Regions from separate parts of the Homo sapiens genome. Here region 2 is linked to region 1. A link is a contact called in ENCODE Hi-C or POLR2A ChIA-PET data. All regions are on one chromosome and are shown on one strand. Each heading gives the region's core, a stretch centred on a gene start or an enhancer-like site at or near the end of the contact. The rest is flanking DNA. Distances are from core to core; before and after follow the strand shown. Region 1 holds the start of GALNT18 (polypeptide N-acetylgalactosaminyltransferase 18). Region 2 holds the start of MICAL2 (microtubule associated monooxygenase, calponin and LIM domain containing 2).

Region 1 (6,580 bases), core at 1,253-3,752:
TATTTTATCAACCTATGCAGATCATTGTACTACTGATGGTGAAGACAGACATTATGAATAGAAAGCCAATGTGCTGGAGCCCAGCTAGCGACGATGAGATGAGCCCCTTGGTGCTCATAGCTTTAGTTCCTGTTAGCTTCCATTAGGGGAGAGAGGGCTGATACTGGTAGGTAGAGAAACCAAGTATTGCTAAACAGCAGGATGGAGGTCACGGAGCTGAGCTCTGGCCTGGAAAGGGAGTGACCATATCTGGAAGGAAACTCACATGATCCTAACCACTCACTATGTGTCCTGCACTAATTAAAGCCCTTTCTGGAACATTCTCTCAGTTAATTTTCACAGCCTGTCCTCAGTAAGGTATTGTCTACCTACATTTGATACATGGGAGAAATTGAGCCCTACTGACTTTTTGAAATGTGTCCAGGCTCTCATAACTAATACATGGTGGATCTGGGATTAGAACCCTGGAGTCTGCCTGCACCTCCAGAGAAAATTCTTTGAACAGGTCAACTCAAACCTGTGACTTTTCAGAGAGGAGAACCTGTTCAGCATTCTTCTTTTGTTGTATTCATCCCCTCTACAGTTACACATTATCTTAGAGGATCAGCTGTACAAAATTTAAGATCACACAATTCACTTTGTTTTCTTCTTGACCCTCATTTTTTTAAACTTGGGATTTAATTTTTTTCCATTAAGAATGTGAAAAGAATGAGTATTGCCTTCTCTTTCTAGTCCTGTGGTGGTTTAGGAAGATCCCAAGAAGGGCTGAACTTCCAGGGCTCCTCCTGGGAGAGGGGGCAGAACAGAAGGAAAGATTACACCTTAGCCTGTACTCAAGGGCATTGCTTGTAAGTCTGTCCAACCAGAAGAAAGTTCAGATCCTTTATTTGTGAGCTGGATTATACCTCTGGAAGAGAAAAAAGGGAGAGACAAGTTTTACTCCCTCCTGGAGGCAGATTTCTCTACCTTGATTTTTTCAGAAATTGTGTACATTCTCTCCTCTCATGTATGTATCTCCTACATACCATACACACGATTCTTCTCCCCCTTCTATACCCCAGCCCACGCCAACCCACACCCACTGTTCTCTCTTCCAGCTATGGATCAAGGGAAATCTTCCCGGGTCCCTAGTTGGTATCTGTTTTCATAGCATCTTTGGGGAGGTTTTGTAAACAAAGCATTGGTAGAAGGGCCCTTGGCTGATGGGGCCATAAAGTGCCCTTTCTTTGGTTTTGTGCTCTCCCTCTCTTGTGGGGCCAGTCATTTGAATCCAGAAGATATCCCAGGATGGAGCTGCCCTGAGTATTTCTGTGGCTGGTTGGAAGGCTGGCACACAACAAAGTGGGCATGCAGCAGGCTGCCTCCCTGGCTTAGGCCAAAAAAATAAAGCAACTCAGAGATGGAGAAGAGGCAGGAAATCTATGTTGTAAAAAGTCTTTGTTTAAAGGAATTCCGTTCAGGTGCTGAGAACGGGGTGTTCAGCAGAAGAGGATAATATGAGTAAACATTGGCAGTAAGAACAAACACAGCAGTATCACTGTCTGCGTCTGGCCTCCTCCTGTGCTCAGTCACAGGTCTCTCCCACCGCCCTCTATGATAGCAATCATAAACAACATGTAGAAGGGCTTTACAGTTCACAGACCTCAGTTCCCCTCAGCGGCACTTCCTTGCAGGGTTTCTTTATGCACTGGATGACCCTGGTTCCACATAAATGAAAACTGGGCTTAAAGGACACATCCATGTCCTGGGAGCTGTACAGACTTAAAGAAAAACCTAGATAGGGGCAAAAATTGGGGCAGGCGGTGGGGGTGGGGGGTGGGGGGTGGGGGGGGGGAAGAAGTGGTCGAGAGAGTCATCTAATAGGTCACCAATGTTGCTTCTGGGAGGTTGCCGGAGGGTTGGCTCCTTTCAGCCAGGTTTAGGGCCAGGTCTGGACACACTCAGGAGGCCGGTGGCTGAAGGGCAGAGGGCAGGGTGGAGGCCCAAGTGAGGCCAAGGAAGGAGTGGATGCCGCTGGGGCTGGCACTTCCTTGGCTTCTCAGCGTCCTGGCAACCAAGAAAAGATTCCAGGAGTCGACTGGTGGCACCAATGCGAGAAGCCCCGGGCGGATGAAAGAAGCTGACCCGTGCGAACCCCCCACCCCCTCCACAAAACCAGGAGATTCCTGCCCAAGAGCAAGAGATGGAATTCCCCTAACGGAGGAAGCTGCCGACCTAAGGGCTGGGACTGGCAGCGCGCCCTCTCCGGGAGCTTCAGGTCTGGGGCAGCCTGTGCAGGCGCGGGTGGAGGCCCGGGCGCGTCCCTGGGGGCGGGAGCCAGGGGCGGCCAGCAGGTGGGGCCTGGGAGCTGGACTCCGCCCCCCGCTCCCTCCCCGTTGGTCCGCTGCCGCTCAGCACCGGCCCCTCTCCCGAGCCGGAGCGCGATTGGTGGCAGCGCTTGTCGCTCGGAGGGGGCCGGGCCGCTCTGCTTCGCGGCTCTCCCCGCCGCCGCTGCCGCTGCCGCTGTTCTCCTAGCAGCGCGGGCCGGTCGGACCGCCAAGGCAGCCGGCGCTGGCGATGGGAAGCGGCGTGGCCGCCGACACAGGCAGTGGCAAAGTTTCCCAGACGTACACATCTGGACGCGCGGCTGCCGGCTACCCGTGACCCCTCTAGGAAGGGTTCAGGGATTTTTAATTTGGAAAAAAATCCACCTGGTTTCCTTTGTCAAGGTCTCTCCGGGTGGCCAGCGGCAGGAGCTGCAAACTTGGGCACGGCGGCTACACCGGCAGCGGACCGGGCTTTGGAGAACCTCGGGACTCAGGTGCTGAGGTGCCCAGCGGCTCCGGACGTGCTACGGGGTGCGAGCGCGGGGGAGTTCGGGGCGCACGACAAGGAAGGGCCCCCGGGAGCTCTATATGGAGGAAGGAGCCCAGAATGGTGTGCACCAGGAAGACCAAAACTTTGGTGTCCACTTGCGTGATCCTGAGCGGCATGACTAACATCATCTGCCTGCTCTACGTGGGCTGGGTCACCAACTACATCGCCAGCGTGTATGTGCGGGGGCAGGAGCCGGCGCCCGACAAGAAGCTGGAGGAAGACAAAGGGGACACTCTGAAGATTATTGAGCGGCTGGACCACCTGGAGAATGTCATCAAGCAGCACATTCAAGGTACGGGCGCCCCGGAAACTTGGGTCGCCCATGAGGCCCGGGAGTGCCCCGCGCGGCGCGGGGTGCGCTGGGGCTGGTGCGCATCAACTCAGCCACGGCGGGGCTCTGGGGCCGCAGATGCGTGGTAGTCGTGGGGCCTGCGTGTGAGCTCCTGCCTGCGTTCGGGACCTTCTGTCTGCGGCCGTGCGCTCTTCCCCGGGGCACACGTGTGTGCGCAGGGCTGCACGAGCGGATGTGTGCAGCTAGCTGGCGGTATGGGGGCGCGCTGCGCACGTGTCCAAATGTGCGTGTGACTCTGGGCTGGTTGCTCGCGGGCTCTCGGGATCGCACACAAGTCCGGCTCAGAGTGTGTGTGCATGTGAATGTCTGTGTGTGTACAAGAGGGAACGCGCGGGCAAACGAGCTTTTTTGGCCACTGTAGGCGTCAGGCGAGATGCCCGCGCGGCGGCCCTGACTATTGGCAGTTAAGACCCGCAGGCTGCCGGACAAGCGAGGCTAGGAAAATTGCGTTGTATCAGCCCCAGCCCCAGTCTTGCTGTGATCCCGTTGGTAGGCGATAGGGAATGCAAGGAGCCCTCTGTGGTTGAAAAGCCGCTTGAACCTATAGCAGTCCCTACCCCCACCACAGCCCGCGGGTCCAGGACCCTCTCCAGGAGCAGGTGTCAACGCCGGGAAGTAGCGCTGGAGTCTCTGTCCACTGTGGTGATGACTCCGCCCAAGACTGGAAGAACACGCCCTGGGCTGCGCCTTCCCCGCGGAGCCGCCCGGGACCGGGTGAAGGCCGATCCCTACTGTAGCTCCACTCTCAGGCCCTGGGAGCAGCCGGGGCTGAGCAGACCTGGGTTGGGTCTGAAGTGTAAGGTTACGCTGGTTGGGTGCGCTCCAGACCAGCGCGGGGGTCCAAAGGGAGGGTGGGGGTTGCAGGGCGCTCTCCCGAGGCGACCTGGTCAATGAGCTGTCATGGGAGGGAATGGAGTTCCGGGCGCCAGGAGCACTGGTGCCGGGTGTGCACACACACACACACACGCGCGCGCGCGCGCGCTCACGTCCACACTTCCTCCCCTCCCCGCGCCCCCTGCTTTCTTCCAGGTGTGTGAGCTTCTTAAGGGCAGGGCCGAGCTTGGTTCCCCTGTAAACCTAGCAGGCCCACCAGGCTCAGGGGCCAGTGCATGGCAGACCTTGGCAAAATCGAATTGAACTGAAGGCTTACCCCCCACCCCCCCGCCAGGAGCACTCCCTTTTGTTTACACGTGGATGTCTGAATTCCAATCCTTGCACCTGCTGCTCTTGCCAGAGTAGAGATGGCTCCTCCGTCTGAATTTGGTGTTTCCCCAGGTGTCCAGAATAGTTCCTTTCCAGGAGGGGAAGGTTCAGGGAGGTTCAGGTGAGTGCAGGAGAGGCATCCACATCCATAGTGCTTCCTGACTAATGACTTCAAAACAAGCCCATGGCTTCGGCACCTTCCCAGAAAAGAGGGACATTGACAGCTTCTTCTTCAGACCTGCCTCTGCCTCTCAACCTGGCACTGGGCTTGAAAACCAATTTACCTATCTGTGGGTGCCAGTTGCTGTTATTTCTTACGTGTCCTTTTCCATCCCATAGGTCTTGATTGACTATTAATCAGCAATAGAAGTACAGTGTTTCCCCCAGGGTGATTCAGAATGTTCCCCAGGAGACACAAAGCCATGCCTTACTTTGACATTTCTAGTTTGCCGACAGATTTTGAGATTTTCATTCACAGATTCTGTGTGTGTGTGTGTTCCTGGAAAATGATTCTCTTGTGCTTTTCTTTCTGGTCAGGCAGGAGGTGAGCAAGGTACTGCTTTGGGGATGCTTTCAGGGGATGCCATTAACCCCTGAGCCTGTAACGGAGTGGGTGCCAGTCATGTGGAATGTGGACCATGTCACATGATTTCTAAGGTTCCACATGGAAAAGCATGATGTTGAAGTTGAAAGGAAGCATTGTGATTTTTCTCCCCGGAAACTTTATAACTATGTGTTGTTCAGCACTTTCAAATCTATACCTGAAAAATTGGAGAAGATAGGTTAAAAAAATAGGAGACAGGGTCCCTAAAACACGTGTTGTTCCACTTGTACACGTGCAATGACCCCTGTGGGTATTCAGAAATAACCACAATCTCGACAGAGGGCCAAAGCTGCCACCTATAGGAAGGTAGGGAAGGGTCAGTGACTTGGAAAGACTGGAAATGAGGCAGGCAGGGGCAGAGGTTACCAGGTTGGCTGTGCCATGATGGTGTAGCAATGACCAACAGTTCCCTTTGCCATGCTGGGGCCATCCTGAGCTGGGATTTAGGAAACAGAGGTAAAGGGCCTATAAAATTTGGGGCTGGTCAAGTGCAGCTCTCTGAAGGCAGAGGGTGGTAAAGGACAATAAGATCAAGCTCTTGTGCTTGATGGTACAAGCTGTTTATGTGTAACCCACTGTCAAGTTCCCTCTAGTCAGCATAGCCCTTTGAACAATCCAGTTTACTTTGCTGAACTGGAGGGAATAAGCGGTAATAATAATAAGAGCTAAAATAACATAGCACCTAGGATATGTCAGGCCCTATTCTAAACACTTTACATATATTGACTTATTTAATCTTCACAACCTTATGAAGTAGGTAATATTTGCTCCATTTTACAGATATGGAAACTGAGGCAGGGAGAGGGTATATGATTTGTCCAGGGTCACACACTGGTATATGATAGTATAGGGATGTAAGCTCAGCTAGTGTGGCTTCAGAAGTCTAAGTTCTTACCCACGTACTAAACTGTCTCCCAGGAGGGCCCCAGGGTCCCTTGGAGTCTGTTGACAGTGGTGGAAGTGGGTGTCAGAGGATGGCTGAGGGGTGAGGGAGTCAGCAGCCTTCCCACTTGGAAACTCCATAGATAAACTCAGGTTTTGCTTTGTTTCATGCCAAGAGGCAGAGGTTCCAGTCCTTTAACTAATGTTTACTGAACATGCAGGACAGTCCCTGGCACATTCTGCAGAAAGTAGCTGTGGGGTGGAAGCGTGGATGAATGGATGAGTGCTGATGCCTATGGCCACGTTGGTTATTAATGAAAGTGTTACCACTCTCCAAAAAAGGTGTTTTGCTTTGGAGTCTTGTCCAGGCTCCTCTTTTTGTTAGAAGGAAAGTCTCCTTGAAGCTGCAAATGTCACAAAATGTTCTGCAGGATGTTCCATAGGACTTGCAATTAGAAGAGGCTTTGGAGCATCACCCCAGAGGTCTGTTCTAGTCATGACTGAAAAGTTTATTTTCGTCTTGGGAGTTGCAGTGATATTTCATTTTAATTTGTTTTCTGATTGAATGATTTAATTAGATGGTGTTTGGGAATCTCTTGGGAATGTAAATTGCAGTTTTGGGAAGTTTTTTGACCAAATAGACGTTAAATGAGAGGGTGGATAACTTATGAGTTTTTAAAAAA
Region 2 (6,580 bases), core at 2,640-5,139, 490 kb before region 1:
ACTAAAACCAGGCATAAAAGGACCAACGGCCTAATGCGGCATACCAACTGGATCCTCGTTCAAACAAACCAACTCTAAAGGTCATTTCTGACACAATCAAGGATATCTGCAGGTGGACAGGTGATGTCTAAGAAGCACAGTTAATTCTGTTACGTGCAGTAGTGAAGTGTGGTTATGCAAGACAACGTCCTTTTTAAAAGAGTTGTATACTGGATTATATAGAGGCCAAATGACATGACATTAGACATTTGCTTTAAAATATCTCAGGAATAAATATTCCTTTCAGAGGGGAAGGGAGAAAAAGAGAGAGAGGAAGCCAACCAGGCATAATCTCAATAACTGTGGAAGCTGGGTAATGAGTATATGGGGCTGATTATGCATTATGAGTTTGTGTATGTGAAAATGTTTGTAATATTTTTGAGAGAGGACTGCAATACATCCTGGTAGATACCCTCATGGACATAGCTCGCATAAAAGCTAAGGAAATACAGAGCAAAGAGCACAGAGGATTTGCAAAACCAGAAAATAAATCTGCCAAGTTTCTGAGTGTTTTAAATGCCATTTCATAGTGAGGTGAGAAGACATGTTCATAAATAATTACAATATAGGGTGAGAAAGGGTAAGTACTGTAGCCCCCCCTCATCTCAGGGAGATACATCCCAAGACCCCCAGTAAATGCCTGAAACCTTGGATAGTACCAAACCCTATATATGCTGTGTTTTTTTCTATACATACAGGAGCGATTAAGTTTTCTTTACAAATGAGGTACCTTAAGAGATTACAACATTAATGATAAAATAGAACAATTATAACAATATACTATAATAAAAGCGATGTAAATGTGGTCTCCGTCTCTCTCAAAATACTATAATATTTTCAGACCATGGCTGACTGTAACCGAAACCTCGAAAGGTGAAACCGCGGATAAGGGAGATGACTGCGCAGCAGAGGAGCTGTGCCTGCCAAGCCTCCAGAGTGCAGAGACAGCCACAGGCTTTTCCTGCTTCCCATAGCATTTAATTCTCCACACTCAAACTGCACTCATACATGCTGTGTGATGCAGGCAAGTTGTAACCTTTTTTGTTGTTGTTGTTACTAAAGACAGCAGTCTTGCTACGTTGCCCAAGGTGGCCTTGAACTCCTGGCCTCACATGATCCTCCTACCTCAGCCTCCAAAGTGCTGGTTTTACAGGCATGAGCCACCACACCCGGCCAAGTTGTAACCTTTCTGGGTCTCAGCTTCCTCACCTGTAAAATGCAGTTAACCCCACTTCTTTAGAGGCAGAATGAAACAATAGAATGATGTAAAGAATGAAACATCTCAGCATGATGAACAGTATTCTCTTCTCTGACTCTTTAAAGAATAGAGACTGTTAGCCCTCAGAGGACATCTAGGATCAGCAATGTTTAACCAAGTTATTCTTTTACCCTTACCACGTCCCGTCCTGCCAGAGCCAAGGCTTCCACCAAGAAGACAAGACCTCTATACTTCAGCAGTGGGAAGCAAAGGGGGCAGGCCCATGGCTGGGAGGCAAACCCAGGTGTGGGTGGAGAGAACAGAAACATACCCCAATTATAGGCAGAGAAGGAATCTGGGATCATATGGCTGCTCCTTGCAGCCTGGGAATGGGCCTCCAATGGCCACAGCCACAACCAGGCATAGTTCTTAAAAGCTGATTTATACTAAAGTATAATGGATTGGTATCAGTTTTCATGATTTTCATGACATCATGAAAATAAGTCATGAAAATCATGACTTATCATGATTTTCTTTTGAAAGAGGGGATGAGCAGAAAGCCAGAGCCCTAGGCCTAAAGGAAGAAGGGGCTGGAGATAAAAGTGATGTCATGTTTTTATAGAGGTATGTTCAAACTGGATTTCAATTACCCCACAACCATAACACTACACCCCAACACCTGCCCCCCCACCCCCAAAAGCCCCACGAAACTAGAATCAGTCCTAAGGTAGAGGTTATTTCAGCTAACACAGTCCTCCTAGACTATACCAGAAGCCAGCTTCTCAGAGGTGAGGCCAGGTCAATGGTAGAAGCAGGCTTCCTTCCAAAATAGCACCCAATCCCTCCCCATAGCAATCTGGCCAACACTATCCACTACTCTTGACTAGGGGGAGGATAAGGGGTTTGCAGGTTGAACAACTTGGCTAACCTGGGTCACTTCAACTGTTTTGCCAAAGAAGCATCCCCTGAAATCCTGGTGGAGAGCATCTTTTCAGAGGCTGGAAGGCTCTAGTCAGCACGCTGTGGGGCCATGGTCCTGCACACAGCACACCACTTCCCACAGCCATGAAACAAGAGCACTGGACTCACACTGACAGGGCCAGGACCTGGCTCAGACACTTGTTGTGTGACCTTGGGCACCTACCATACCTGAGCCTCTTTCCCCATCTCTAAAATGGGGAGGGCAAAACTCTCAGCGTTTTTGGAATAACCATGAAATTGGCTGCAAAAGTGCCACAAGACAGGACCTGTTGCCCAGTAGGCACTTAATAAGTCCGTCTTCTCTCTGCATGAAGAAAGTGAGTTCTTACGGTATTAGAGTCTCCAGGGCATTGCACAGGACTACCCTGGAGACCGGAGGCCCACTTGTTGGGTCGACTGCCACTGGGGAGGGGGAGCAGGACAGAGTAAGTGCAGGTGTCAGGGAACCTGGCACAAACACTGGAGGGCCAATTCGCCTCTGGCTTTTCTCCCGTGGGACCAGCCCACAAGGGGCCTGGCTGGTGACTTCATCCTTCACCAAAATCATTGTAGACTGTAGTTAACAGGCGACAATCACAGCAAGAGAGCCGGCACACTGCTGTAGGCCTGGCGGGGCCCTACAGGCTTCCAAATAAAAGCTCTTTCCGCTTTAAGAACCCAGGCCTCAGAATAAACAATGTGGAAGGAGGCACACTACTCTGGTTTCCACATCCCCTCATCCCCATCCAGTAAAGGCCGTTCCCAGCTCTGCCAGTGAGGCTGGCGGTGAATACAATTTACCCCACCTGCCCCGTCTGGCCCGGCAGCGGCTTAGACGCTGTGGGCAAGATCCCACCTCTCCCCGGGGCCAGCCAGGCACCTACAGGGTGGGTGCCGCGGACACCCTGCGGGGGTGCTCCTGGGCCTGGAGCGAGAGCGGGCTACTGGGGATGCGGGAGACGCGATGCAGAGCGGACAGTGCCGCGGCCCCTCGGACCACTGCCACGACCCCATCCCGACTGGGCTCCAGCCCGCGGCCAGCCAGGCCACTGACATTTGGCCCAACTTAACTTCCTGTTACTAAAGAGGGAGGGGACAGGGGAGGGGGAAAAGGGCGCCCAGTGAAGAGCTGGAACGGGGCGTGCAAGGCTCGGAGCCCCAATCCTGGGAAGTTTGGGGATGGTCTTCTGCCAGGTGACAGGCAGCACTGCAGGCGCGTCACTCCCACCCCGTTTTGGCGCTTGCGATTTTCTAGGCTTGGAACTGCAGGGTTTGGGTGTTGCGGAGCGGAGTAAGAGGTAGTTCGGCGTGCCGGTGGGAGGCTTTTATTGCGTTCTAATTGGTTCAGAGGCCGGCCAGGGCCGCCCCGGGCTTCGTCGCAGCGCCACCTGCTCACTGTGCGCCCCGCCGGGTGGGTTTGAGGCGGGGGATGCTGCGGCCGCACCTGACCCTCCCGGGCGTTGGACACGGCGCAGAGTCCAGCCGAGGCTGGCACGGTCCCCACCCGCGCCCGCCCGCCCTCCCCACCCTGAGGCCAGCGCCGCCCCCGCCTTACCGAAAGTCGCGCGGGCTGCCCGGCCCCGGGTCAGGCCTGCCTCGGCCCTGGCCGCGGGCGCAGCGATCGGGCCCCGCGGGCCACTGACAGAGCTGGGAGCGAGCGAGGCGGCCCGGCGCAGGCTTAGCCAGCCGAGCGCCTGCGGTTCTGCGCCGCGCGGTGGACCGGGCTGGGGAACGCCCCCGACAGCGGCGCGGCCAATGACAGGACAGCACGGAGCCCGCCCCGCCCCCGTGGGGCCGGCTGTCACCGCCGCTGCCGCCGGCGCACGTGGGCTGTAGCCCGGCCCAGAACGCAGGGAGTGGCCGGGCGCTCCCACCCTGACCCGCACAGGGCGGAGACCAGGGGAGGGCTGCTGGGAGTGGGGCGTGGTGGCGCTGCGAGATGAAACCCCCGGTGTTGGTAAGCGGGTATCAAGGGAGCGGCGAGGGCCTGGGCCTCACGCTTCTTGGTCTAGGCGGCTGGAAAGCAAGACACGGCATCCCCTTTTGGACATGGGGGAGCAGCATGGCACTTCTAGTACCGACTGTGTACGTCCTGTGGACCTCCCTCTTTGCTCGGCTCCTTGACCACCCTGAGCTTCCGCAAACCTCCTTGCTAGCTAATAGGATCTTCCCCTCACCTGGCCTTGCTTGGCTAAAGCTAGTGGGAAGGGGGCGGTGGTGCAGACTACCTGTGTTACCTTGGTCAGATCACCTAAACACCCTCTACCTTTGGCTGTCATATCCCTATCTTAATCTCTGCTCTGCCCACCTTCCCGGGTTACCCTTACCCCCCACAGCTCCAGAGAGCAACATTCACAGACAACACAGTGTGAATGGAGTGGGGCCTAGTGAGCAATCAGAAGCACTCTGTAGACTATAACTACTGTAAAACACCTTGTGTTTAAACGGCTCTTGTAGCAGTTATCATGAAATGGGGATCTCCATGGGCAGGAACCATGTCTGACTCACCTCTGGAACCCAGGGCCCATCACAGGGCTTGGCCCGGTGTAAGCATCAATAAGTGTTCTTGGAACTGAGCTACCTAGGCAGAGGAAAACAGGCAGGCTTGAGCAGTGAGAAACAGTATTGTGGCTCCAGGCTGCTGGAATTTCCCCAGCACAAGACCACCTCCAGGAGACACCATGTTCCCTTGCCAGACAAGTGCAAACAGAACAGTTTGCCTCCCCAAACCTGCAGATTATTATTATTTTTTCTCTACTCTACTTCTTGCCATGTGATCCTACTCTCAGCCCTTTGGTGTTTACCAGGTATTGTCCTACCTGGCAGCTCTCTTAGCTCTCTCTTCAGAATTCAATCAACTTCCTGTAGATGAACTTTCCAGCAAAAGCTGTTCCTACCCAGTTTGCAAGGCCCAGTCAGCTTGTACTCTCAGAGGGCCAGCACTCCACTCTGATGGAAATCTGCCTGTGATGCCAGCCTGGGGAGTGCCCTTCACACGTGATCTCATCTAAGCCTGGCTTGACAGGTATGTATTGTATCATCATCCCATTTCACAGATGTGGAAACTGAGACCAGTGAGGTAAAGCAACTGGTCAACATCACATGGTTAGTAAGTATCAGAGTCCGGATTTGAGCCAGATCTGGTTCCAGAATCTACATGCCTAAACACTATGTGCTGGGGCCTCTACAGCACTGCCCATGCCTCTAGGGTACTTGACAGGTCAAGTCTAACCCTGAAAGAGCTGCTCTAGGCCTGACCCACTCCCAGTCCATCCAAACAGTCTGTCAAGCTCAGGCCAGGGCACTGTAAGGGAGAGGAGACTCCACTGGCCTGGCCCTACCTTATTTAGAAGAGTGATACAGGAAACCCAAGGCAGTGAGGAGCTTCAGGAAGCAGTGTTACATCTGTCCCCACCTTAACTACACTGGACATAAAGCCTCTTGCTATTGGCCTGGACCTGAGACACCCATGTGGTGGATAGAGATGGAGACAGAGTCATTCATTCATTTAACAAACCCTACTCCGAACCAAATGTGGTTCCTGCACTCATGTAACTTATAATGCAACAGATGAATAATCAGAAGTACACAATGCTGTCCAGACATGGTGGCTCAGGCCTGTAATCCCAGCACTTGGGAGGCTGAGGTGGGCAGATCACCTGAGGTCAGGAGTTCAAGACCAGCCTGGCCAATATGGTGAAACCCCGTTTCTACTAAAAAACACAAAAAATCATCTGGGCATCATGGCACATGCCTATAATCCCAGCTACTCAGGGGGCTGAGGCAGGAGAATTGCTCGTACAGCGAGACTCCATCTCAAAAAAAAAAAAAAAAGGAAGAAGAGGAAGAAGAAGAAGAAGACCACAGTGCTTTGGGAGCTGTATTCTTTATTACTCTTTTTTTTTTTTTTACAGTTTTATCACCTTACCAATAGCACAACATTCTCCCTTCAGATTAAAACAAGCTTAATGCTATTTCAGGAGCACTGTGGGCCAACCAAGTTTAACAAAGATAGCATTGCTCAGCACAGAAGTTCAAGCAACTTAAAAATTAGAACTTACCAATGCATTCCCAGAACCTCTGCCTCCTCTCCCCTACCCTACTCCCAATCTTTTTAACTCAGGGGGCTCAGATAAGAAAGACTCTTGCTAGGTGGGTGCATCTGAGGGCTGAGAGGTGAGCTTTTCCTTGGACGCAGGGCAACCTGGGAACTGAGAAGGGTTAACTGCATGGAGGGAGATAAACCTGGGGACTTCTTGAGCCAGTGGCCAGAGCCACTCACCACCTCACACAAGCCACCCTTGCTGACCATCTTCCTGGAGAGAGAAGAGGAATGGGTTAAGGATGTCACAACTCACCTTCCTCTGGACTAAGCAGTCACCA

Evidence for each region. A loop is a pair of places that touch in the nucleus more often than their neighbours do. ChIA-PET counts read pairs that join two places held with the same protein, here RNA polymerase II (POLR2A). Pooled maps may share reads with other maps.
Region 2: a pooled map shows a loop between it and region 1 (8-fold over the local background). The contact joins the promoter of MICAL2 here to the promoter of GALNT18 in region 1. A Hi-C loop is called at or near these places in 1 of 37 single-sample maps with no recorded cell type and 5 of 50 pooled maps. POLR2A ChIA-PET finds 5 or more read pairs at or near these places in 1 of 52 experiments (MCF 10A).

The regions. Positions count from the first base shown.
Region 1 is chr11:11,617,927-11,624,506 of GRCh38, reverse strand. It overlaps GALNT18 (polypeptide N-acetylgalactosaminyltransferase 18), which reads left to right and starts at 2,502. Exons shown (of 11, transcript NM_198516.3): 1 at 2,502-3,148. The coding sequence starts at 2,914. RefSeq lists silencers at 2,200-2,559, 3,310-3,389, 3,410-3,479 and enhancers at 2,062-2,562, 2,680-2,759, 2,970-3,019, 3,760-3,989, 3,652-4,621 and 1 more.
Region 2 is chr11:12,107,899-12,114,478 of GRCh38, reverse strand. It overlaps MICAL2 (microtubule associated monooxygenase, calponin and LIM domain containing 2), which reads right to left and starts at 3,889. Exons shown (of 28, transcript NM_001282663.2): 1 at 3,753-3,889. RefSeq lists an enhancer at 3,280-3,983 and a silencer at 3,526-4,195.